Linked DNA regions of Homo sapiens: region 1 is linked to region 2. Evidence: chromatin loops called from intact Hi-C (ENCODE). Cell type or tissue: lower leg skin. All regions are shown on one strand. Links, peaks and the distances in the headings refer to the core of each region. The heading gives the core; the rest is flanking DNA.

Evidence for each region. A loop is a pair of places that touch in the nucleus more often than their neighbours do. Peaks named below come from ENCODE experiments on the same cell type or tissue, not always from the same donor. Only the 100,000 strongest peaks of a DNase experiment are listed, where the experiment ranks them.
Region 1: it touches region 2 in a loop (1.8-fold over the local background); 8 of 110 quality-filtered maps call a loop at or near these places.

The regions. Positions count from the first base shown.
Region 1 is chr19:14,052,578-14,068,759 of GRCh38, forward strand. PALM3 (paralemmin 3) reads right to left here and starts at 9,499. Exons shown (of 7, transcript NM_001145028.2): 1 at 9,363-9,499; 2 at 6,538-6,586; 3 at 4,774-4,854; 4 at 4,085-4,227; 5 at 3,852-3,936; 6 at 2,803-2,848; 7 at 790-2,649. The coding sequence starts at 9,403. The coding sequence ends at 1,028. IL27RA (interleukin 27 receptor subunit alpha) reads left to right here. Exons shown (of 14, transcript NM_004843.4): 14 at 1-641. RefSeq lists enhancers at 3,523-4,023, 4,024-4,524, 9,440-9,994. In lower leg skin, for the core only: no CTCF peak of the experiment used is centred there; DNase peaks (open chromatin) are centred at 5,241, 6,554, 7,191, 9,595 and 1 weaker place.
Region 2 is chr19:13,961,185-13,969,641 of GRCh38, forward strand. It overlaps RFX1 (regulatory factor X1), which reads right to left. Exons shown (of 21, transcript NM_002918.5): 11 at 7,591-7,710; 12 at 7,381-7,496; 13 at 5,449-5,567; 14 at 5,237-5,346; 15 at 4,442-4,593; 16 at 4,265-4,362; 17 at 2,674-2,823; 18 at 2,354-2,562; 19 at 1,938-2,091; 20 at 1,810-1,855; 21 at 346-1,680. The coding sequence ends at 1,511. DCAF15 (DDB1 and CUL4 associated factor 15) reads left to right here. Exons shown (of 13, transcript NM_138353.4): 13 at 1-265. Among named protein-coding and RNA genes, the nearest start is that of DCAF15, 13 kb to the left of the region's middle. In lower leg skin, for the core only: no CTCF peak of the experiment used is centred there; no DNase peak of the experiment used is centred there.

The DNA of each region.
Region 1 (16,182 bases), core at 3,514-11,513, 94 kb after region 2:
ATTTGGACCCCAGCACAGTGGCTCACGCCTGTAATCCCAGCACTTTGGCAGGCCAAGGTGGAAGGATCACTTAGAGCTAGGAGTTTGAGACCAGCCTGGGCAATATAGCAAGACCCCTCACTACAAAAATAAAACATCAAAAACAAAAACAATTAGCTGGGCATGATGGCACACACCTGTAGTCCGAGCCACTTGGGAGGCTGAGGTGGGAGGATCGGTTGAGCCCAGGAGTTCGAAGCTGCAGGGACCTCTGATTGCACCACTGCACTCCAGGCTGGGTAACAGAATGAGACCTTATCTCAAAAATAAACAAACTAATAAAAAGCAAAAAAAAAAAAAAAAGAAAAGAAAAAACACTGCATTTGGGCACCATCTCAGCTCCCTTGCATCCAGGTGCAGCATGGACTGAGTTCTTGACAACAGAATGTGGTCAGAAGTGACATATGCCAACACGGGGTCTGGGTGGGGGCTCCCCCACATCCTTTCCTTGCCTATGAGCTGGAACATAACACATGCCTATGATCCAGCTTTGGTCATACCCAAGGGGAAGGTGGAGCAAGAAATGAAAAGGAACCTGAATCCCTGAATGACTGCATGGATAGAACCACTAAGAAAAATAAACTTTTATATTTTTATAGCTACTGTAGCTTTGAGGTCTTTTTGTTACAGCAGCTCAATCTATACTCTCACTGATTCATAATCTTTGACTGTAGCAGGGTTAAGCCTCAAATTTCCCACCAGGAGATGACGCTGTGATTCTGTGCTGACTACACACACATTCAAGCCGTCTTGAGTGCTTTCACATTTTATTTTCAAGTATAAAGGCTTCATCGCAGAAGGAGGCCAGGGTTACAGGCAGTGGGCAAGGGGTCTGGAAGCCCAGGTTTAGGTGGACGTGCAGGCTAGCTGGCTCCCAGGTGCCATGGCCAGTCCTGTGGTCCCTGTCTGTGCCTGGGACCCTCTTCTGGGTGCCAAGAGGCCGAGGTAGCTGTGAGAGGAGCTGGACATGGGGTGGAGGGGCATGGGTTCACATGACCGCACAACACTGGCACGTCTTTTGCTTAGGGCCACTTGCCTCTTCACCCTCGGTGGGGGCAGATGGCTCAGGCTGCCGGGCAGGCGCGTAGGTGGGCACAGGGTGGGCACTGGGGTTGGCGCTGGGCCCCTCCCCCTGAAGCAGTGGCTGGCATTCGGCGGGCTGCTCTGGGGCTGGGGTCTCTGCCAGAAGAGGTGTGGCATCCCCCAAGGGGCCTTGGCCCTCAGCAGCGGTTTGGGGCTTCACTCCTTCCTCCTCCAGGGCTCCTACTGGCTTCTCCTGGGGCTGGGGTCCTTCCTTCTCTGGCCTTGTCTCCGTGTTAGCCTCAAGGGGAGGCCCTGCCTCATTCATCTCCTCTGCCTGGGATTCACTTCCTTCCCTAGACCCTTGTTCTAGATTCAGATCTCCCTCCGTCCCTTGGGTCTTCTCTGTCTCCAATGATTCCTCACCTCCCCTTTTCTCTGCCTCCAGTGTCTCCTCCCCTCCCTTTCTCTCTGCCTCCAGTGGTTCTTTGGTTGCCTCTGGCTCTTCCTCACCTCCTTTCTTCTCTACTCCCAATGGTTCTTCTACCTCCTCCTCCTCTGCCCCTCGCTTTTCCTCATCTCCTTCCTTCTCTGCCCTCAAATGTCCCTCAACTTTTCTCTCTATGCCCAGTGGTTCCTCACCTCCTTCCCTCTCTGTTCCCAGCTTTTCTGCACTTCCTCTGCTCTCCAGCTCCAACTTCTTCTCTCCTCCTTTCCTCTCTACCACTGGTGACATCTCCGCTTCATCCCTCCCTGTCCCTGGCTTTTCCTCACTTCCTATTCCCATGGATTCTTCCGCTTTTCTCTTCTCTGCCTCCCAGGTCTCCTCGCCTCCTCCCGTCTTGGCCCCCTCGGCCCCCAGCGGGCTTTCATCTCCTCTCTCCCTCCCTGCCACCTCGGGCCCTTCCAACCCCTCCACCAGCAGCTCCTCCCACTCTTCACTGAGGGTCACTCTCTCCACCCAAATGAAGGATCCCTCCTCTCCTCCAGAGCCTCCCTGCCCATCACCCTCAGGGCTGCCCTGGGGCACATCTTCCCCTTCTATGGAAGCTGCTGCCTCTAATCTCTCCTGGAGCCTAGGCGAGCTAGTCTGCACGACCTCAGGGACCCTGCCTATCTCCCCCATGGCCTCTGCATCACTGCCACCCACCCCCTCCCAGACCACCTCCACGATGCCCCTGTCCTCCTTCACCCAGGCCGGGAGCTCCAGGCTACCAGCTCCCTTCCTGTCTCCGATGGCTTCCAGCACCACTTCCTCCACCTTAGCCTCCAGCTCGGGGCCCGTGGCCCCTGTGGCACAGTCCTCTGTGGCCCTCAGCCCTTCCCACACCACACTCACCACGCCCCCTCCTTTGGCCTCACCCACCCGCCCTTCGGATGGCACTGCCCTCTGACTTAGCCCCTGCTCTGGAGTGGGGATGGGGCTGGGGCATGGGCCATTGGCTTCTGAGGAGTCTCCTGCTGCCCCGGGGACCTGCCTCGGGCCTGGCAGAAACCCCAAGACATCCTCCCTGGGCTCAGAGGGGGACTCTGGAGGCGTGCCCACTAGTCCAGCCGGCAGGGAGGCTCTCTTGTTCAGATCAGTCTGGCCTGGGGGAGTCAGAGGTGGAGGGGAGAGGACAAAAGGGAAGACAGGGTTAAGATGGAACAAAAGGACTGCCATCCACACTCCCCTTGAGTCACCCTCTCACACCCAGGCTCTGGGGTGACCTGACCCCCAGACCTAGGGGCTCCCACACTTACCTACAGAACCTGCCTCGACAATGGACTGGGAGAGAGGACGGTGACCCTGCAGAGATGGCGGAGACAAGGTCAGGCTGGCCCTCATCCCCACCTCCAGCCTCCCTGCATGCTAGGCTCCCACCCCACCACCCCTAAATACCCTCAGTGGCTCTCTATTACCTTCAGGATCAAACTCCACATTGTACCTCTGCCTTCCTCATCTATCTTATTGCCCTATGTTCCAGGGCCTTGCACACAGTAGGTGCTTAAACAATACTGCATTCCCATAGCCAATCTGTATTAGGGGCCTACTTTGTCAGTTACTGGTTACCATGCACAAGGGACACTTAAGCCTTTTGTTTTTGGCACTTACATTCCAATCAACATAAATACAAATTAATTTTTTTTTTGAGATGGAGTCTTGCTGTGTCGCCCAGGCTGGAGTGCAGTGGCGTAATCTCGGCTCACTGCAACGTTCGCCTCCTGGTTTCAAACGATTTCCCTGTCTCAGCCTCCCTAGTAGCTGGGACTACAGGCACCTGCCAGCATGCCCAGCTAATTTTTGTTTGAGACAGAGTCTCACTCTGTTGCCCAGGCTGGAGTGCAGTGGTGTGATCTCAGCTCACTGCAACCTCTGTCTCCAGGGTTCAAGTGATTCTCCTACCTCAACCTCCCCAGTAGCTGGGACTACAGGGACACACCACCATACCGAGCTAATTTTTGTGTTTTTAGTAGAGATGGGGTTTCACCATGTTGGCCAGGCTGGTCTCCAATTCCTAACCTTAAGTGATCCGCCCACCTCGGCCTCCCAAAGTTCTGGGATTACAGGCGTGAGCCACCATGCCTGGCCTATACTGTTGTTATTCCCATTTTAGAGATGGGAAAACTAAGGCTTGGAAAAGGAAATTGACTTGCCAAGACCACAGAGCAAAGTAAAAGCGGGAAGCGGATCTGAATGCAGACCTAGTGGCCAGGCTGCCCTTGGAGAAAGCTGCATTCCTGATTCCATGTCCTGCCTTGAGGCCTGCTGGCCATGCCCTCCCATCCCACTCCCCTGATTCCCCCCTCACCTGTCTGCGCCAGCTGGGCCTGCCTGAGGGCTTGTGCTGGGCACCTGTGGAAGCACTTTGCAACAGTTGCAGCTGGGACTGGAGTCTGAAGAAGAGAGAGGGCTGCTAGGAGCTGGGCCCCCAGGCTCCTTGGGCTCCTAGACTCAAGCGACCACCTCCTTGGAATGTGCCCAGGGTCTCGATCTCACCCAGCTGGGGCAGGGTTCGGGCAGAGCTAGAAGGTCTCCACTCACGTGAACAAACTGTCTTCCAGGTTCCGGATTCGGGCCTGAGCCTGGCCCTCGGGTGACTGGGGGTCCTTCGAGGTGGGGTCTTCGGATGGCTCTGGCACTGCAGCTGCCCCATCCATTAGCCAACGTTCCCGGAGAGACTTCCTCTGGGCAGGGGAAGGGAGTTGGGGCTGGGCATACAGACTACCCCGGTCCATGTAAAGTCCCCTCCCGACCTCTGCAGGCTGGGCAGGTATCTTATCACCACCTCACAACCAGTTGCGACATACATCAGGCTGGGATACATGGCCACAGTGCCCCCCAACGCTGCAAGTGGGCAGACATCCCTTGTTCCAAACCCTTCCAAAATGAAACGGGCACTTCCAAAGTGAAATCAATGTCCCTCCCTACTGGCCCCTCCCTACCCCAAAGCTAGACTTCGGCTCCTCTCCATCTCCCCCAAATTGGGACAAACAGCATCACTGTCCCAGACTTTTCCCCAAATGGAACAAATGTCCCCATGACCACCCCACTTCGTCCCTCCCAGGCTGGGAAAGACATACCCCGCCCCGGCCAAGCTGGAACCAACGCCCCCAACTGCCCGCTCCCCCCCAAAAATTGGACAGAGGCTCCTATCGTCCCCCAAACCGACTTGCACAGACACCCCCCACTCCATTCCCCAGGCTAGGCAGGCGCCCCCGCCCGCCCCCAACCTTGAGACGCTCCACGCGGAGTTTCTCCTCCTCCACCTCCCGGCGCGCGGCGCGGATCTCCTCCTGCAGCCGCCGCTTCTCCTGCGCACAGAGGACCCGGAGCTGCCCGCCGGCCGGGCGCGGCCTCCACCACCTCCTCTTCCCTCCCTTTCCCCTCCCTCCTCCGCGGGGCTCACCGGAGCTCCCGGGGCTCCCGAGGCAGCGAGCCCGGCGGGGGTGGCCCAGCGCGGGTCTGCACCCAGGGCGGGGAGGGGGCTGCGGAGGCGCTGACTCAGCGGCGGGCGGAGTGGGGGGGGCGGGGCGGGGGCGGGGCCGGCCGCGCCCGGGATGCTGCGGAGGCCTCGCCCGCGCCCAATGGGGGTCTGTGGATGGGGGGTGTAGGGGGTGGGGCCTTGGGACAGCTATCGGGGGAGGGGCAGAGCTGGGGAGCTCCGAGATACGAGGTTAAGAGAAATGGGGATCAAAGGGAGGGTGCGGCCGTACGCGGTGGCTCACGCCTGTAATCCCAGGACTTTGGGAGACCGAGGCGGACAGATCGCTTGAGGTCAGGAGTTCTAGCCTACCCTGGCCAACATGGTGAAAACCCGGCTCTACTAAAAATACAAAAATTAGCTGGGCGTGGTAGCAGGCGCCTGTAATCCCAGCTACCGGGGAGGCTGAGGCGGGAGAATCTCTTGAACTCGGGAGGCGCAGGTTGCAGTGAGCGGAGATCGCGCCACTGCACTCCAGCCTGGGCGACAGAGCGAGACTCCGTCTCAAAAAAAGAAAAAAGGAGGGGAGGGTGCTAGTGAGATGGGGGTCCGAAATGGGGATGCAGCCATGGGAGCCCAGAGTAATGGAGTGTAGACATGGAATCTAGAGAGATGGGGTGCAGAGGTGGGGGTGCAGAGAGATGGGGTACAGAAGTGGGGTACAGTGAGATGGGGTACAGAAGTGGGGTGCAGATAGGTGGGGTATAGAAGTTGAGTGCGAAGAGATAGGGTACAGAAGTGGGGTATAGAGAGATGGGGTGCAGGGAGATGGGGTTCCATAGATGGGGAATAAAAAGGAGGGTGCTAGTGAGATGGGGATCCAAAATGGGGGTGCAGCCATGGGGGTCCGGAGAGATGGGGTGCAGAGATGGGGATCAAAAGGAGGATGCTAGTGAGTAGTGAGATGGGAGTGCAGCCACGGGGTCCAGAGATACTGAGGTGTAGAGGTGGGGATCAGGGAGATGGGATACAGAGATAGGGGTCAGAAATATGGGGTACAGAGGTGGAGGTATGGATAGATGGGGTATGTAAGTGCGTGCGGAAAGTTGGGGTTCAGGGAGATGGAGGAGGGAAGGATGCAGGACAGAGATAGGATCAGAGTGGTAGAGACCCAGAGATGGGGGAGTCCAGAGAGACGAGGAAGTCAGGGATGAAAGTTCCCAAGGAAGGACTGTCAGGATGGGGGCTCCGAGGTAGGGAGATTTGAGAGATAGCGGTCTGATAAAAGGCGGTCCGAGAGATGCGGCTCAGGCATGGGGTTTTTGGGAGGCTGGGGTTCAGGAATGAGGCATAGCCGATGCAGGCTCTGGAAGTGTGGGGGCCACAGCTCCCCATTCTGAGGGTGGTAGTGACCAGACAGGAACTGGGGGGCAGAGGGGGCTGGAGAATTGGTGTGGGGAGCCCTGGGCGGGGCTGGAGCTGAGGGCGCTCTCCGCAGAGATGACGGAGAGACGAGAAGGGAGCATGGTGGAAAGTTTGGGGGTGCCCAGGGCGCGGGGAGGGCGTCACTTACAGCGATGACTTCTAGCCGCTGCCGGTAGAGGGAGCTCTCCGCCATGGGCCTGTTGGGAGAGGGCAGGGGCTTCGAGGGGCTCCCATCTTGAACGCCCCCCTCTTGGCCAAGATCCCTGAGCAGTATGGAAATTGCCCCGAGCCCAGCACTTTGCCTCTGTTTCCCCTTTGCACCTGGGAAGAGTCTGGGCGGGGGGCGAGGGTCTTGGGAGGGGAACTGAGCAGTGACCACGACTGGTGAGGCTAAAGCCCTCCCTAAATCTGGCTTTGTCTCTCTCAGCCTCAGTTTCCTCATCTGTAAGATGGGCAGGAATAGCTTGACCACCCTGTCCTTGCCACCCCCGATCTCAGAGGACGCTTGCAAGGAGCTATTCATGCAGGGAAAAGCTTAGGGTACAGTGCTACAAAAATAGTCCCATTGTTTATGAATAATCATAATTTATATAATTCCATGATGAATAATATGTATGATTAATTATAATAACCATCTCCAGTCCAACCTGCAGAAACTCTCAAATGCCACCAGGCCCCTAACAGGCTGTGTGCCTCTTTCTCTTCCCAGTCCCACACCCTCTCTGGACCTCAGCTCCTACCCAGAATTTCTCAAGCGCTGGGGGGGCAAGCGAGTCTGTGGCCCTCCCACTGTTGCCATGGTAACCCCAGAGCTGCCTCCTCCACCTGCTAACCCCCCTCCCTGGGGACAAGGATCACTGGGTCACTCTGCCTAGGACTGGACTCTGAGCTGGGAGGAGGGGGACTTGCCATTTAAGGTTTAACTCGAGATTCCCCTGTCATTGTCTTCCTCAAAACATCTCTACTTCTCAGCCTCCAGAGTGGCCTCTGGACCCACTTAGGCTCCCGTGGAAGCTGGAGGGTGACTGTCATACTGCAGGATGATTAGGGACAGTCAGTGTCACACCAACCTTATCAACACAGACATGCATTGGGCACCCCTGACTATGTTGCTATGTTGACCACGTGTCACAGGCCAGTATCTAGAAAGCGATGTCTCTCTGCCTGTCATCTCCACCGGCATGGACGGGCGCTGATCAAACCCTCAAACATTTATTAATTTGAACAGTCACCCTACTGGGTAAGCCTCATTGCCTGAACTCCAGCTAGGACCTTCCAGATCTTCTGTGGCCACAACGTGAAGGCTATTAGCACTTATAGTGCTATATATATGATATATATATACTATATATAGCATATAGTGTTCTAAGTGCCCCACGGGGTTTCCGCTAGGTTCCCACAGCCACCTCTGCCTCCCCCTCCCTGCCTCTATCATGACACAGTGGAGTCAACTCTTTGCTGAGTTGACATTCCAGCTAAGAACAAAATCAGCCAACCATTAGCTAGCCCGTAACACGTGCCAGGTGCAATGTAATTCACTGAATCCTCCCAACGACTCTAGGAGGTAAGCTATATGAATGTGTCCATTTTATGGATGGGAAAACTGAGGTTCTGAGAAGTGGCAGCAGTGTCCAAGGTCATGGAGCCAAGATCAGAACTTGAAGCTATCAGATCCAAAATACTGAGAACACAGCTGGCGAGGGGGGTGGGGGTGCAGGTCTAGGAATCCCCATCAAGGTAGCTAAGAGAGCAGCCTGGAGACCCTGAATGCTGTTTGGGGCAAGGAATTGAAGTCATGCTCTTTCTTTTTTTGAGTCGGAGTCTCGCTCTGTCACCCAGGCTGGAGTGCAATGGCTCAATCTCAGCTCACTGCAACCCCCGCTTCCTGGGTTCAAGTGATTCTCCTGCCTCAGCCTCCTGAGTAGCTGAGATTACAGGCGTGCACCACCAAGCCCGGCTAATTTTTGTATTTTTAGTACAGATGGGGTTTCACCATACTGGCCAGGCTGGTCTCGAACTCCTGACCTCAGGTGATCTGCCCGCCTCGGCCTCCCAAAGTGCTGGGATTACAGGCGTGAGCCACCGTGCCCGGCCACGAAGTCATGCTTTGCAAGATATCCCAAAGGAAGCCCAGATTCTGTGCTTATAGGTTTGCCCCTGGGGGAGGGCTGAAGTCCCGTGGTCTCCTGTACCACCCCCAAGATGTAATCTCCCTGCCTCTTCCTTGCTGGGGGGGATCGGGTTCCCATTGCTAAGCAACCAGGTTTGTAGTTGGTGAATAATGCAATGGAGGACCTAGAAGGGTGAGGAACCGAATTGGGGTCCCTAGTGTGGGGGGAAGCCCCTTTTCCAAAACTCTTTCCAAACCTCTGAAGCCCCCTCTACCCTTTTAACCTTAAAAAACTCTCACCCCTCAGCTATGAAAAGACTTCACACACCCCATTCCATCTTGCTTATCTCTAACTAACTCTGGAAGAACAACGTAGGCGGCCTGGGCTTCTGGCCACCCGCAAGAGTTGGTGGCCATTTCATGAAGGAGGTCATCCTTGCAATGTTGCCATTGTCTTTCTCAGGCTGGGAGCTTTTAACTTCTGTTGGATCTCAAGCCTTTTCTCCCACCTTGGACACTGACTTTAGGGGCAAAACGTGGAACCCAGTGACCCTGACCTTCCCCACTCCCTGCACCACAGCAGTAGCCCCACCCCCTGGCTGGACTTTGGGTTCTCAGCCCTGGCAGCGGAAAATCCCCGAAGAGGAAGGGGCAGGGGGAGCCTATATCTCTCTCCCACCCCTTGACTCTTTAAGGAAGGGTGACACTGATGAGCCTATGGGGTTGGCTAGCCAACCCCTCCACTCCCCGGGTCCCCTTAGGAGAGACCACTGGAGCTCTCGGCTCCCAGACAAGGCCAGCATCCCCCATGAGCCCCTCCCAAGGCCCTGCCCACCAGCCCCCCTGACCCCCCAGACACTTACATGGGTGTGGCCAGAGACCACACCTGGCTCTGCAGGGCCATCTCTGCCCAGAAGTTCACTTTCTGGTCTCCGAGTTCTGGACCCACCACCCGCTTGCCTGAAGGTGCCCCGGAGGCTGTGACTTGGCTGCCTGGAGTGGGGGGGGGCTGCGGGCGGGCACCGGGAGAGCAGGTCCAGCGGGTTTGGGCCAGGGAGGCGGTAGGCACACCAGAGAGGGGGGCTGGGGGCTGGAGGGCAGTTCTGGGGAGGTACTATCAGCTGTCCTGATAAATTATTCACCAGCCTCTGGCCTCTTTGTTGCACTCAGCTGCCTCCCGGAAAACACTTTCACACACGCGTGGTCAAGCGTGGGGGTGAGAGTACTGAGTCGGTGACTCCCCCTGCCACCAGAGAATGGCATTTCTACTTGGCACCCCAATCATCTTGAGTCTGACTGCCTGCCAAGACTCACCCACAGGAGAGCACCATTGCATAGCACACAGGCTGGAGACTGTTTTATTTTTTTAGAGATGGGGGTCTCACTCTGTTGCCCAGGCTAAAATGTAGTAGTGCGATCATAGCTCACTGCAGTTTCAGACTCCGGGGCGCAAACAATCCTCCCTCCTCGGCTTCTCAAAGTGCTGGGATTACAGGCATGAGCCACCACATCTGGCAGATAACATTTTTTAAAATTATTTTTTAAGAACAGGCACAGTGGTGCATATGTGTAATCCTAGCACTTTGGGAGGCCCAGGTGGGTGGATCACCTGAGGGCGGAGTTCGAGACTGGTCTGACCAACATGGTGAAACCCCGTCTCTGCTAAATACAAAAAAAAACTTAGCCGGGCATGGTGGTGCATGCCTGTAACCTCCGCTACTTGGGAGGCTGAGGCAGAAGAATCACTTGAACCCAGGTGGCAGAGGTTGCAGTTAGCCAAGATCGCACCATTGCACTCCAGCCTGGGCAACAAGAGCAAAACTCTGTCTAAAAAAAAAAAAATTACTTTTTGAGCCAGGCACGGTGGCTCACGCCTGTAATCCCAGCACTTTGGGAGGCCGAGGTGGGCGGATCACGAGGTCAGGAGTTTGAGACCAGCCTGGCCAACATGGAGAAAGCCTGCCTCTGCTAAAGATACACATTAGCCAGGTGTGGTGGCACACCTGTAGTCCTAGCTACTCGGGAGGTTGAGGCAGGAGAATTGCTTGTACCCAGGAGGCGGAGATTGCAGGGAGCTGAGATCATGCCACTGCACTCCAGCCTGGGTGACGGAGCAAGACTCCGTCTGAAAAAAAAAAATTACTTTTTGATCGTGGTAAAATACACATAACAAAATTTACCATTAGTGGCATTTAGTATGTTCACAATATTATGCAATCCTCACCACTGGTTCAGAATATTTTCATCAACCCAAAAGGAAGTGATCACTACTCATTCCCCTGCCTCCCGTGCCTGGCAACCACCAATCTGTGTCCATCTCTATGGATTTGCCTATTCTGGACTTTTTGTTTTTCTTTTTTGTTTGTTTGTTTTTTTAGATGGAGCCTCACTCTATCGCCCAGGCTAGAGTGCGATGGGCACAATCTTGGCTCACTGCAACCTCCACCTGCTGGGTTCAAGCAATTTTCCTGCCTCAGCCTCCCAAGTAGCTGGGATTACAGGCACCCGCCATCACGCCCAGCTAATTTTTGTATTCTTGTAGAGACAGGGTTTCACCATGTTGGCCAGGCTGGTCTTGAACTTCTGACCTCAGGTGATCCATCCTCCTTGGCCTCCCAAACTGCTGGGATTACAGGCGTCAGCCACTGTGCCCGGACTATTCTGGATAGTTCTATAAAAATGGACTCACAGGCCGGGCGCAGTGGCTCATGCCTGTAATCCCAGCATTTTGGGAGGCTGAGGTGGGCGGATTACCTGAGGTCAGGAGTTCAAGACCAGCCTGACCAACATGGAGAAACCCTATCTCTACTAAAAATACAAAATTAGCCAGGCATGGTGGTGCATACCTGTAATCTCAGCTACTTGGGAGGCTGAGGCAGGAGAATCACTTGAACCCGGGAGGCGGAGGTTGCGATGAGCCGAGATCACGCCATTGCACTCCAGCCTGGGCAACAAGAGCGAAACTCGGTCTCAACAAACAAACAAACAAAAGACTCACACACTATGTGGTCTTTTGTGTTTGGCTTCTTTCACTCAGCATCACGTTTTAAAATTTCATCCATGTAGCGTGTATTTATCGTTCCTTAATTCTTTTTTTTTTTTTTTTGAGACGGAGTCTCGCTCTGTTGCCCAGGCTGGAGTGCAGTGGTGCAATCTAGGCTCACTGCAAGCTCCGCCTCCCGGGTTCACACCATTCTCCTGCCTCAGCCTCCCAAGTAGCTGGGACTACAGGCGCCCGCCAACACACCTGGCTAATTTTTGTATTTTTAGTAGAGACGGGGTTTCACTGTGTTAGCCAGGATGGTCTCAATCTCCTGACCTCGTGATCCACCCGCCTCGGCCTCCCAAAGTGCTGGGATTACAGGCATGAGCCACCGTGCCCAGCCCCCTTAATTCCTTTTTTATGGCTGAATAATATTTCATCATATGAGTATACTATATTTTGCTGATCCATTTATCCATTGATAGACATTTGAGTTATTTCCACCTTTTGGAGGAAATAAAATATTCTATTTATTATTTATTTATTTATTTGAGACAGTCTCACTGTGTCACCCAGGCTGGACTGGAGTGCAGTGGTGCGATCTTGGCTCACTGCAACCTCTGCCCCCCAGGTTCAAGTGATTCTCCTGCCTCAGACTCCTGAGTAGCTGGGATTACAGGCATGCGCCACCATGCCTGGCTATTTTTTGTGTTTTTAGTAGAGGCGGGTTTCACCATATTGGCCAAGCTGGTCTTGAACTCCTGACCTCAAGTGATCCACCCCCCAAAGTGCTGGGATTACAGATGTGAGCCACCACATCCAGCCTATTTAATTGTTTGTAGATTGATTTTATAACTGTTAAATATTTAGATGTTGGAGCCAGGCATGGTGGCTCATGCCTGTAATTCCAACTACTCGGGAGGCGGAGGCAGGAGGATTGCTTAAGCCCAGGAGGTTGAGGCTGCAGTGAGTTGTAATCACGCCACTGCACTCCAGCCTAGGTGACAGAGCAAGACCCTATCTCAAATAATAATAATAATAAGGCATTATTCTAGGCATGGGGGCATTGGGTATAGAGATGAACTAGACAAACAGAAAATGCTATTATGCAGCTCACTTTCTCGTATGGGGAGAGAGACAGATAATACACAAATAGAAAGAAATATAAAAGCAATTGGTGCCGGGTCTGGTGGCTCATGCCTGTAAACCCAGCACTTTGGAAGCCCGAGCAGGCAAATCACCTTAGGTCAGGAGTTCGAGACCAGCCTAGCCAACATGGCGAAACCCCCGACTCTACTAAAAATACAAAAAATTAGCCGGCCATGCACCTGTAATCCCAGCTACTCAGGAGGCTGAGACAGGAGAATTGCTTGAACCTGAGAGGCAGAGGTTGCAGTGAGCCGAGATGGTGCTACTGCACTCCAGCCTGGGCAACAGAGCAAGACTCCTTCTCAAAAAAAAAAAATAATAAAAAGAAGGCTGGGGCCAGGCACGGTGGCTCACGCCTGTAATCCCAGCACTTTGGGAGGCCGAGGCAGGCAGATCATGAGGTCAGGAGATCGAGACCATCCTGGCTAACATGGTGAAACCCTGTCTCTACTAAAAAATACAAAAAAAAAAAGAAATTATCCAGGCATGGTGGCGGGCACCTGTAGTCCCAGCTACATGGGAGGCTGAGGCAGGAGAATGGCATGAACCCGGGAGGCAGAGCTTGCAGTGAGCCGAGATCATGCCACTGCACTCTAGCCTGGGTGACAAAGCGAGACTCCCTCTCAAAAAAAGAAGAAGAAGAAGAAGGCTGGGCGCGGTGGCTCATGCCTGTAATCCCAGCACATCGGGAGGCCGAGGTGGGTGGATCATGAGGTCAGGAGTTCAAGACCAGCCTGGCCAACGTGGTGAAACCCCGTCTCCACTAAAAATAGAAAAATAAGCCAGCCGCGGTGGTGCCACCAGTAATTCCAGCTACTCGGGAGGCTGTGGCAGAAGAATTGCTTGAATCCTGGAGGCAGAGATTGCAGTGAGCCAAGATCGCGCCACTGAACTCCAGCCTGGTTGGCAGAGTGAGACTTTTTGTCAAAAAAAAAAAAAAAAAAAAAAAAAGAATAAAATAAAAATGAAAGCAATTGGTGGCAACTGCAATTGGGGGTGAGTTATTGAGAATACCTGAAATGGGGCTAAAGAAGGAGTGCTCTTGTAGGCTGGGTTATCAGAGACCACTTCCCTGAAGAAGTGACATTTGAGGTGAGACCTGAATAGAGGAACCAGCCATGTGACTGTCATTTCAAGCAGAGAAAACAGCAGTGCAAAGACCCTGAGGTGGGAATGCAGTTGGGGGAGGGGTTAAGGGAAGTACGAAGCTGAAATGAAGTGACACAAGGTGACAGTGTGAGAAGATATGACCTGAGAAGTGGGCAGGGCCTGCTGGGGCAAGGTAGAGAATTCGTATTTTTATTCTAAATTTGGTGGGAGCCTTTGTTTTATTTGTATTATTATTATTGTTTTAGAGATGGTGTCTTACTATGTTGTCCAGGCTGTTCTTGAACTCCTAGGCTCAAGCCATCCTCCCGCCTGAGCCTCCAGGGTAGCTAGGATTATGAGCAAGCCACTGTGCGTGGCTTGATGGGAACCTTTGAGAGGGAGGAGGTGGCTGGAAGGAACAAGGATGGAGAGAAGTGGATGAATCCAAAATCTGTTTGGAGGTGGAGTCAAGAGAGTTTGCTGATGAATTGGAGGGTGGCTAAAGAAAGAAATTAAGGCTGACTCCTGGGGTACTTTTTGGCACGAAAAACTGAATGGGTGAAATTGACACACATGGTGAGGAGGAGTAGGGTTGGAAGAACCAAGAATGTGGTTTTGGAAGTGTTCAGTCTGAAATGTCTATTAGACCGGAGACTGCTAGATATGAGTCCAAAGCCTAGCGGAGCAGTTAGAGTTAGAGATATAAATTTGGGAGACATCAGCATAAAGATTATATATATATAATATATTAATATATTATATATATTAATATATTATATATAAATATATTATATATAATGTATTATATATTATATATAATAATATATTTATTTATATATTATAATAATGTCTATAAATATATTATATATAATATATTAATAATATATAATAATAAATACATAATATAATAATAAATATAAATATATTATTAATTTATTAATAATTTATTGTTGATATATTATTAATAAATTAATAAATATAAAAAATAATAATATAATACATATATTATATATAATATATTAATGTATTATATATTATATATTAATGTATTATATATTATATATTATATATATAAATATATATATAATATTTATATTTCTATATTAATATATTATATAATTATATAATATTATATATTATAGATATTTTATAATATATTATATATATATTAGAAGTGGAGTCTCACCACTTGCCACGTTGCCCAGGTTGGTCTCAAACTCCTTGCCTCAAGTGATCCTCCTGCCACAGCCTCCCAAAGCACTGGGATTACAGGCGTGAGCCACTGCACCCAGCGTAGATTTTTTTTTTTGAGACTGAGTCTCACTCTGTCACCCAGGCTGGAGTTCAGTGGCACGATCTCGGCTCACTGCAACCTCTGCCTCACAAGTTCAAGGGATTCTCCTGCCTCAGCCTCCTGAGTAGCAGGCCCACACCATCACGCCCACCTAAATTTTTTTGTATTTTTAGTAGAGACGGGGTTCCACCACGTTGGCCAGGCTGGTCTCGAACTCCTGACCTCAAGTGATCCACCACCTCCGCCTCCCAAAGTGCTGGGATTACAGGCTTGAGCCACTGTGCCCAGCCCAGCCTAGATGTTTAAAACATGAGATTGAAATTTGTCAGAGCCTGAGTCCCAATAGGAAAGATTGTGCACTTGAGGCTGGGGGCAGTGGCTCACGTCTGTAATCCTAGCACTTTGGGAGGCTGAGGCGAGTGGATCATGAGGTTAGGAGTTCAAGACCAGCCTGGCCAAGATGGTGAAACCCTGTCTCTACTAAAAATACAAAATTAGCTGGGCGTGGTGGTGGGTGCCTGTAATCCCAGCTACTCGGGAGGCTGAGGCAGAGAATTGCTTGAACCCAGGAGGTGGAGGTTGCAGTGACCCAAGATTGTGCCACTGCCCTCCAGCCTGGGCAACAGAACAAGACTCCTTCTCAAAAAAAAAAAAAAAAAAAAAAAAAAAGTCTGGGCACGGTGGCTCATGCCTGTAATCCCAGCACTCTGGGAGGCTGAGGCAGGCGGATCACCTGAGGTAACAAGTTCAAGACCGGCCTGGCCATGGTAAAACCCCGTCTCTACTAAAAATACAAAAAATTAGGTGGGCGTGCTGGCACATGCCTGTAATCCCAGGTACTTGGGAGGCTGAGGCAGGAGAATCGCTCGAACCCCAAGAGGCAAAGGTTGCAGTGAACCGAGAACGCACCATTGCACTCCAGCCTGGGCAACAAAAGCGAAACTCCGTCTCAAAAAAAAAAAAAAAGATTGTGCACTTGAACACGGTGGTTGATGAGAACTTAATAGAACCCAGTTTATAAAGCTGGAGGGGAAACCATCAAGGCACAGTATAGACGCCCTGGGTTAGCAACGCCTGGCAGCTGTGACCACCTCTTTGCCCTGGAGAGAGCTGTGTAGAGCTACTGCCTGTAGCAGAGGGATGTCACCAATGGGGCTTGGAGGTAGGG
Region 2 (8,457 bases), core at 458-8,457:
ATTTAAGTTGGGAAGGGGCAGAGAGAGGGCGCCCCCTGCCCCACCAGCCTGAGTGCCCCGCCTTCACCCCGAGCTGGGCATGGGCCTGGCCCCTCGTGCATTTGCCCTTTTCTCGGCTACAGCTGTGGACGTTGCCCTCGGGGAGGTCGAATGGACCCCATTCCCCCTGCCCTGCCCGCCCCCAGCCTCCCCACCCAGGCCGGCAACCTGGCCATCCCCATTCCGTTCTTCTTCATGTAATAAATGTTTTAATTTCTGAACCTCATTGAGGTCCTGTCACTGCAGCTTGGGGCCCAGCTGGAGCCCCCGCCCCAAGGCCCCCACCAAGGCCCGGCGAGTCAGCAGTAGGCAAATATCACAGCGGAATTTATTGTTTTAAGAAAGACTACAAAAAGGTAGAAAACAGCTCGGCACACTAGACTACCACACGTGTGGACACTTTCACCACCGGGAGAGGGAGCCCCGTGGGCACGGGGACTGGGCAGGGCCGCCCCAAAAGCTATAGCACGCGGAGCACACAAAATAGTGATTTTTATACAATAGGTCAGATTTCCATTTTTTTTTCCTTTTTCTTGCCATAAACATCTATCTCACAGGCTGAAAACACTGAGAAAACTGGAACAGATAAGGCCATGATGGTTGGAAAAAAACCCAACAAGTTACCAACTCCGCTCGGGCGGCGCTCACGAATCGCACAATAGTCATGGGGTGGGGGTCGCACGGCACGGAGGAGAAGCGTGGTCTCCGGGAAGATAGGGGCACAGAAAAGGTTCCATTACAAACCAGCGGCGGAGGGCGGGGGCGCGGGGGCTGGGGTCTGTGGGCACTCCCCGGCTCCGCGGCTCGCTGCTCTTTGGAAGCTGGAGGCCGTGCCCCCTGCCGCCCTCCTCACAGCCGGGCCGGGCAGTGCCCCCTTCTTGAGCTTGGGGGCAAGGGAGGGCCCAGCGCTGGAGAAGATGCGACACCCACGGCTTTAATTGCACTTAATACCAAGAAGGGGAAGCAGTGGGGTTGCTGGGGGTAGGGTGTCCCGGGGCTGCTGCTGACAGTGGGGAGTCCCCAGGTGACGCCCACCTGCGCCGGCCCGGGGCTCAGGGCTGGGCCCAGGACAGGCTGTGCAAAGCCAGCGAGCTGAATAAGTTAACAGTTTCGCACGGGAGGGGGCCTGCCTGCCTGCCCCCTGGGGTGGTGGGAGGACGGGGCTGGGGAGAAGACGCTGGGGCCTGGGAGGGGGGCGGCCAAGGGGCCGAGCTGGATGCCCCGCGGGGCACCTGGGCACGCGGCGGGTTCCTTAAGGCACGTCTTTTGTGTCAGAGTTTGCAGCTGCGGCTCCGCCCAGCCCACTGATTGTGCCGGCCCCATAAGGGAGGAGGGCCCCGGTCTTCCCTGTCTCGGAGTCCCCCTCCCTGCCCTGGCTGAGGCTGGAGCAGTGACCACGAAGCCACAGAAGCTTTGAGGGACCCTGGCGTGGAGGGGTGGCGGGGGCGGGTGGGGCGGGGAGGCCAAGGGCTTAGCTGGAGGGCAGCGCCTGCACGAAGAGGCCGCGCGCGTCAGTCCGCGCCAGCTTGGCCGGCGGCTCCAGGGTCTCCGGGCCCAGCGCGGGTGACTCGCCGCCAGCCGCCAGTGAGATGTCCTGCGGCAGCTCGTCCTCGCTCTCCTCCTCCTCTTCTTCCTCCTCGTCTGGAACACAGGGACCAAGTCCGGCTCGGGGCGGGGTGGCAACGCCCCCGGGCTCCTCCTCCTCCCGAGCCCCTCCGTTGTCCGCCACCCCCGGGACCCGCGCCCTGGGTGGGAACACGCCTCGCCTACCTTTGTCGGGGTCCAGGGGGTTCAGGGAGGTGGCCAGATTGGCGAACTGGAGGAAGAAGAGAAGAAAATGGGTGAGGGTCCCGCCGCCTGGCGCCCCGCCCGCGCCCCCAGTGGCCCGCCTCGCGCACCTCGCCCATGACGGCGATGGGGGTCTCGCCCTTGGCCTGGGCTACGCGGTGCTCGATCAGGTAGTACATGTACTCGTCGTAGAGCAGCCGGATGAGGTGGAAGGAACCGAAGCTGGCGGCGCTGCGCAGGGTCAGGTCCCGGATCACCATGGAGCTGGGGATGGAGACGGAGAGGAGACCGTCAGGCCCCGTCCGGCCCGACCCCCTCTCCCCCTCCCCGCTGCGATGCGCCCGGGCCTCGCGCCAGCCCAGTGACTCAGGCTGGATCCCGCACAGCCTTCCCGGCACATGAGCCCAGGGCCCCAGCCTGCCCGCCCAGCCTGCAGGCTCGGGTCGTCGTAGAAGAGCACCTGAGACCCCCAGGGACGCGGGGCCTTCCCTGGTGCCGCCCGGACCCGATCCCGCCGCGCGCGCACCTGTAGAAGGACCACTTGAGGAGGAAGAGCTTGGCGGCCTTGGGGAAGCCGGCGCTGCCCTGGTAGGGCTTGAGCACCTGGCTCACCACGCCGTCCAGCCAGGCCGCCCACTGCTCCAGCGAGTTCTGCTGCTGCAGCGTCACCTTGAAGTCCTGCTCCAGCCGCTGCACCACGCGGTCCTCGCAGCGGCACACCCACGAGGCCTGCTCCTGGGGCACAGAGGGTGGGCGGGCGCCCGGGGCTCAGCCGCCGTCACCCCCGCCTGGCCCGCCCCGTTAGGCTGCCCCTCATTCGCCCGCCCCGCCCCGCCCCGCGCTCACCTGCACGTTGGCGAAGTCCACGCGGTTGAGGTCGCTCAGCATCTGGTTGATCTGTGCGGTGTTCTGCAGCACAGCGCGCGCCGCCTGCGCCAGGTGGTTGAGCGACGTGTAGCGCCGCAGTGTCTGCGCGAAGGCGCCAGCCGCGGCCACCTGCGTGCAGGGATTGAGGGGCTTGCTGCTTCCAAGGAACCCCAGCCCGCCAGCCCTGGCCCCACCCCGCTGCAACCTCCCTAAGCCTGTTTCCTTTTTCCTAAAAAAGGAGGGATGTGCCTCGCTACTTTTGTTGGGACACAGAAGGATCGGGACCTTCAAACTTTGGGTGTCCACTCACAAGCGCCCCCCAAAATTCAATTTATTGTGTTCTGACCAGGGCACAATATTCTTTGAAATTTATTTATATTTTTTAAAATAACTATTGAGACAGGGTCTCGCCATGTTGCCCAGACTGGTCTCGAACTTCTGGCTTCAAGTGATCCTCCTGCCTTTGCCTCCCAAAATGTTGGGAGTGAGCCACCGTGCCAGGAAAGGCCTTTTTTTTTTTTTTAAAAACGAAAGAACACAATAGATAATATGGAGGGCACTGCACAGAAAGGGCAAACACTGCTTTGATAAACACGTTTCATTTTCTTTTTCTGTTTTTTGTTTGACACTGAATCTCTCTCTATCCAGGCTAGAGTGCAGTGGCGCGATCTCAGCTCACTGCATCCTCCGCCTCGTGGGTTCAAGCGATTCTCGTGCCTCAGCCTCCTGGGTAGCTGGGATCATAGGTGCACACCACCACGCCGGGCTAATTTTTGTATTTTTAGTAGAGACAAGGTTTCACCATGTTGGCCAGGCTGGTCTTGAACTCCTGACCTCAAGTGATCCGCCCGCCTCGCCTCCCAAAGTGCTGGGATTACAGGCATGAGCCACTACGCCCGGCCTCATTTTCTTTCGTACCCTGGAATCTCAGCTCTGGGAGAGGACAGGGGTTTTGTCCATCTTGTTCATTGCTGTGTACTGAGAAGGAGGTTGTGTGAATACATGAATACATGAGTCTCGCTGTTTCTTCTGAAGGGTTTGCTCCTGGATCTGGCATCTACTGTCTCCAAAGGCCCCAGTCCCTGCCCTGTGCCCAGCGGTGGTTTTTTTGTTTGTTTGTTTTTCCCAACCACATCCCATCAAATTCCTCACATCTAAGTAGTCAGCGAATGTGCATCTTTTGATGAAAAAGGCAAGTATTATGTTTCCTTATAGATGTTGTTGCCTTTCTTAAAAAGTTTTATCTGTTTCTGCACACCTGAAGCACTTTCTAGCAAGGCTGTCTAAAGGGAACTACTGTACATTTGCAGTTGGTTTTTATTTTTGAAAGATGCTGTGTTGAGTACAGTAACACCACAAAGGGGGTTGCATTTCAGAAGTGGGTGCCTGAGGACACTGGTTTATAAAGACAATGCCCAGGGTGCTCCCCGAGGCGGAGAAGGTCTCCCCTTCCTCCACAGGCATCATCCCTGGAACAGGCGTGGGGACAAATTTTACCGCCCCTGGGGAGCAGAGGAGACGGAGGCCTAAGCCCCAGAGATAGGAGAAAGGGACCCCCTCACACTCTCACCTTCACCCGCAGCATCTCCTCGGGGATGTTGACCATGGCGTGGGTGAGCCAGCTCTCCAGGCTCTTGGCAAAGTTCCGGATCGCTTGGGTCAAGGCACCTGTGGGCGGTGGCGGGGGTCGGTCAGGGCAGGGCGGGTGTATGTGGGGCAGGGGATGCCGAGCAGGCCGAGCACTCACTGGGGATGGGCCGCAGCACGTCGGGAATGAGGATTTCCACCAGGCCCTGGTACAGCACGTTGTCACAGTGCTTGGTCCATTGGAGCACGGGCTCGAACTTGGAGAGGAGCACCAGGATGGCTTTGGGCAGTCGCTTCTCGGCCTCGTCATGTCTGCGGGCACCCACCCCACCCCGGGTCACTGGGGTACTCTATGGTCCTGCCCCCATCGTCAGAAGGGAACAGGTAGCCCCTGTCCCTGACCCAGGGTCACTGGGGTACTCTGTGGTTCTACCCCCAGCATCAGAAGGCACAGGTACCCCCTTACCCCCACTCCAGGGTCAGTGGGGCACTCTGTGTCTTGCCTCCAGTGCCAGAAGGCACAGGTATACCTTGTCCCCAACCCAGGGTCACTGGGGGCACTCTGTGGCCCTGCCCCCAGCGTCAGAAGGGCACAGGTACCCCCGTCCCCAGGTAAGTACCCCCTGCCTCCCAAAGATCCCCAGGGTCTGGTTGGCACAGGCCCGAGGGGTGGGACGGGATCCTATGCCCTACCCTCCATACAGGGGTCAAACAGATTCCAGAACCTGCCACTCCAGGGAGAAGATGGTGCCCTGCCCCATGCCTGGGCTTAGTCAGGCACTCCACCCCCGACTGTTGAGTGTCGGGTGGCTATACACACTCCACACAGCCAAGGATATGTGTACCCCACAAACTGCAGGGGACAAGCAGGTGCCCCAACCCTGGCCATCAAAATCACCTGCGGGTCATGCCCTCCTCCCCCCTCTCCCTCCCACAGTCGCCGGGCAGTACTCACACAGCCAGCGGTGGCGCCTCACTGGGCTGGCTGAGGTTGTACCTCCAGAAGGTCTTCCACAGCGTCTCCACCAGGGTGAACTGCAGGTTCACCATGACGTCGACAATGGCCTGTGGCAGAGGCGGATGCTCAGGGAGGCTGGGGGGCAGCATGGCCCTCCCATGCCCGTGGCTGCGTCCCCGTCCACTTGCCTGCCCACCTGGCCACCCTACCTCACAGTGTTCCCGGTACAGGACCTGGAAGGCTTTGATGTCCCCGGGCCCGACGCCCTCAGGCAGCACCTTGCCCTGGAGGTCGAGCTCTGTGAAGTCAGGGAGGCTCCGAGAGGCATCTAGGGGGCCGGGGGGAACCGTGAGGCCCTTCATCCCCCTTGCCTGCCCACCCTGGGGTCCTACTGACCTGTCCGTTTCCCATCAGACTGGGGTCCCCCATGTGCCGGTGAGACAACGCTAGGTGGGGTGAGCGCCTGGCCCGGGCCCAGGACGGGCCCAGGAGTGAGGGCCCACACTCCTCTGGCAGAGAGGACAGGAGGGTCTTGTGCCAGCCCTGCCTGTCTGCTGAGTAACAGCACTGCACCAACCCTCAGGACGTGGGCCTCTGAGTCCCGGCTGCAACACAGCACCCACCTGGCCGGGGAATGGGTAGGCACCCAGGGCACAGTCAGGACCACAGGACACTGCCCTGAGCCTAAGCACCCCAGGTTGGGGCTAGCCATGGACAGTCGCCCTAGGGATGCCCCTCGACTCTGCTAGAAGTATTGTTCCCCACCCTCCAAATGGGATGTCCCGGCCTCCAGGGCAGGTGGGGAAATGAGCTCCCACGTGCTCAGGATCAAGGATGTGTGGCTGGACTGTGGGTTCCAAGGGTTGCTTGTTTACTTAGCATCCTTTGGCCCTGTTTTCATGGATTGTTGTTTACTTTGTCTTTTTTTTTTTTTAAGAGATGGGGTCTTGCTATGTTGCCCAGGCTGGTCTCCAACTCCTGGACTCAAGCAATTCCTCCCACCTCGGCCTCCCAACGTGCTGGGATTACACACGTGAGCCACTGCACCCGGCCTTTTTTATTTTCCTGAGACAGAGTCTCACTCACTGTGTCGCCCAGGCTGCAGTGCAATGGCATGATCTTGACTCACTGCAACCTCCGCCTCCTGAGTTCAAGCAATTCTCCTGCCTCAGCCTCCTGAGTAGCTGGGATTACAGGCACCCGCCACCACACCCGGCTAATTTTGGTATTTTTAGTAGAGATGGGGATTCACCATGTTGACTAGGCTGGTCTCGAACTCTTGACCTCAAGCGATTCCTCCAGCCTCGGCCTCCCAAAGTGCTGGGATTACAGACATGAACCACTGCACCAGGCCTTACTTTTAGAAACACTGGGTACACACCTGCCTTCTTGGCGAGTGAGTGGTCCTAGCCCTGTGGACACCATGGCTGTGGGATGGCTGGATGGGAAAGCGAGTGGGCCTCACAGGACTCATGAGAGAAGAGGACCTGCCGTCATATCTCCAAAAAGTAACCATGTCCAACTGGGTGGGATTTGAAATCTCATGTATGCCGGGCATGGTGGCTCATGCCTGTAATCCCAGAACTTTGGGAGGCCAAGGTGGGAGGATCACTTCAGGTCAGGAGTTCGAGACCAGCCTAGCCAAGATGGTGAAACCCCATCTCTCCTAAAGTTACTAAAATTAGCCAGGCATAGTGGCACGTGCCTGTAGTTCCAGCTACTCAGGAGGCTGAGGCAGGAGAATCACTTGAACCCAGGAGGCGGAGGTTGCAGTGAGCTAGGATGGTGCCACTGCACTCCAGCCTGGACGACAGAGAATCTATCTCAAAAAAATAAACAAATAAATACAAAAATAAAGAAAATCTCAAGTAGCATAAAGGGGATTCACTGGGAAGCTCAGAACCCCCGAGAAATGCTTTGCATTGAAAGAAATGAGAATCTACCTTGAAGAAGGATTCTAGGGACAGAACTGTCACTGTGGACGGAGACTGTGATGTCTCCCCCACCCCCTGCTGGTTCTCGGGCATCTCTCACCAAGCCCTCCCCAGCTCAGAGGCTGCCTGCCGCCATCCAGCTTTGGGAACCGTCTGCACGGGGCAGGGAGGCGGTGGTTGGGGAAGCACGGGCCAGGGAGCTCTCACCCAAAAATTGCTGGTACTGCTGCACCTGGGCGCTGATGTCCGACAGCCCCGTGCTCGGCTGCTGCCCCACCGCCACGCCGTTGGTCATGCCTTCCATCTTCTGGATGGGCTTGAGCCTGGAGTAGAATGGGCAGGTGGGCCGGCTGCTGGGGGCCGGCCTGTGTGCCCTTCCCCGCCTGCCCTGCCCTGGGTCCGGCCCTGCCTTCCTACCTCTGCTTCTGCGAGAAGGGCTGGCCCCGCATGGCCATGTGCTGCTGGTCCTCCATCAGCCGCAGCAGGGGTGAGCTGGCCTTGATGCGCAGGCCATAGTAGTGGTACTTGGAGTTGCCCCTGGGAGGGAGGTGGAGGGGAAGGGCTGGGCTGGGGGTCTGCCGGCTGGCCGGCCATGGAGCACCTCACAGCACACCCGTCTCCTCTCTGTTAGGAGAATGGATAGAGAGACGCCTGCCCTGCAGAGACGGGGGTGCTGCACTGAGGAGGCACAGGGGCTGTGGGTGTCAGGAGAGATCCAGCGGTTTGCCCAAGATTATGCATAAATGAATGGCTGAATGGATGAATGGCTGAACGAGGTGACGCTGAAGCTGGGAATGGGAACCGAGACGTGAGCGGAGGTGAGCCATGGGGGTTGCAAAGGAGAGGAAGAGAGGGGCGGGTTCTTGGGATGCCTTCTTGTTCCTTCCCGCATGAATTTACTGACTCACAGACCCTGATGAAGCACTGACTAGGTACAACCCCGCGTCATCGAGGTACGAGCACTGCAGACGGACCAGAACAACTGAAATAAGTCATGTAAAAGGCACGTGTGGGCCGGGCACGGTGGGGTCATGCCTATAATCCTAGCACTTTGGGAGGCCAAGGCAGGTGGATCACTTGAGGACAGGAGTTCAAGACCAGCCTGGCCAACATAGCAAAGCCCTGTCTCTACTAAAATTATTTTTTAAAAATTAGCTGGGCGTGGTGGCACATGCTTGTAGTCCCAAGCTACTCAAGAGGCTGAGGCATGAGAATGGCTTGAACCCGTGAGGCAGAGGTTGCAGTGAGCCGAGATTGAGTCACTGCACTCCAGCCTGGGCCACA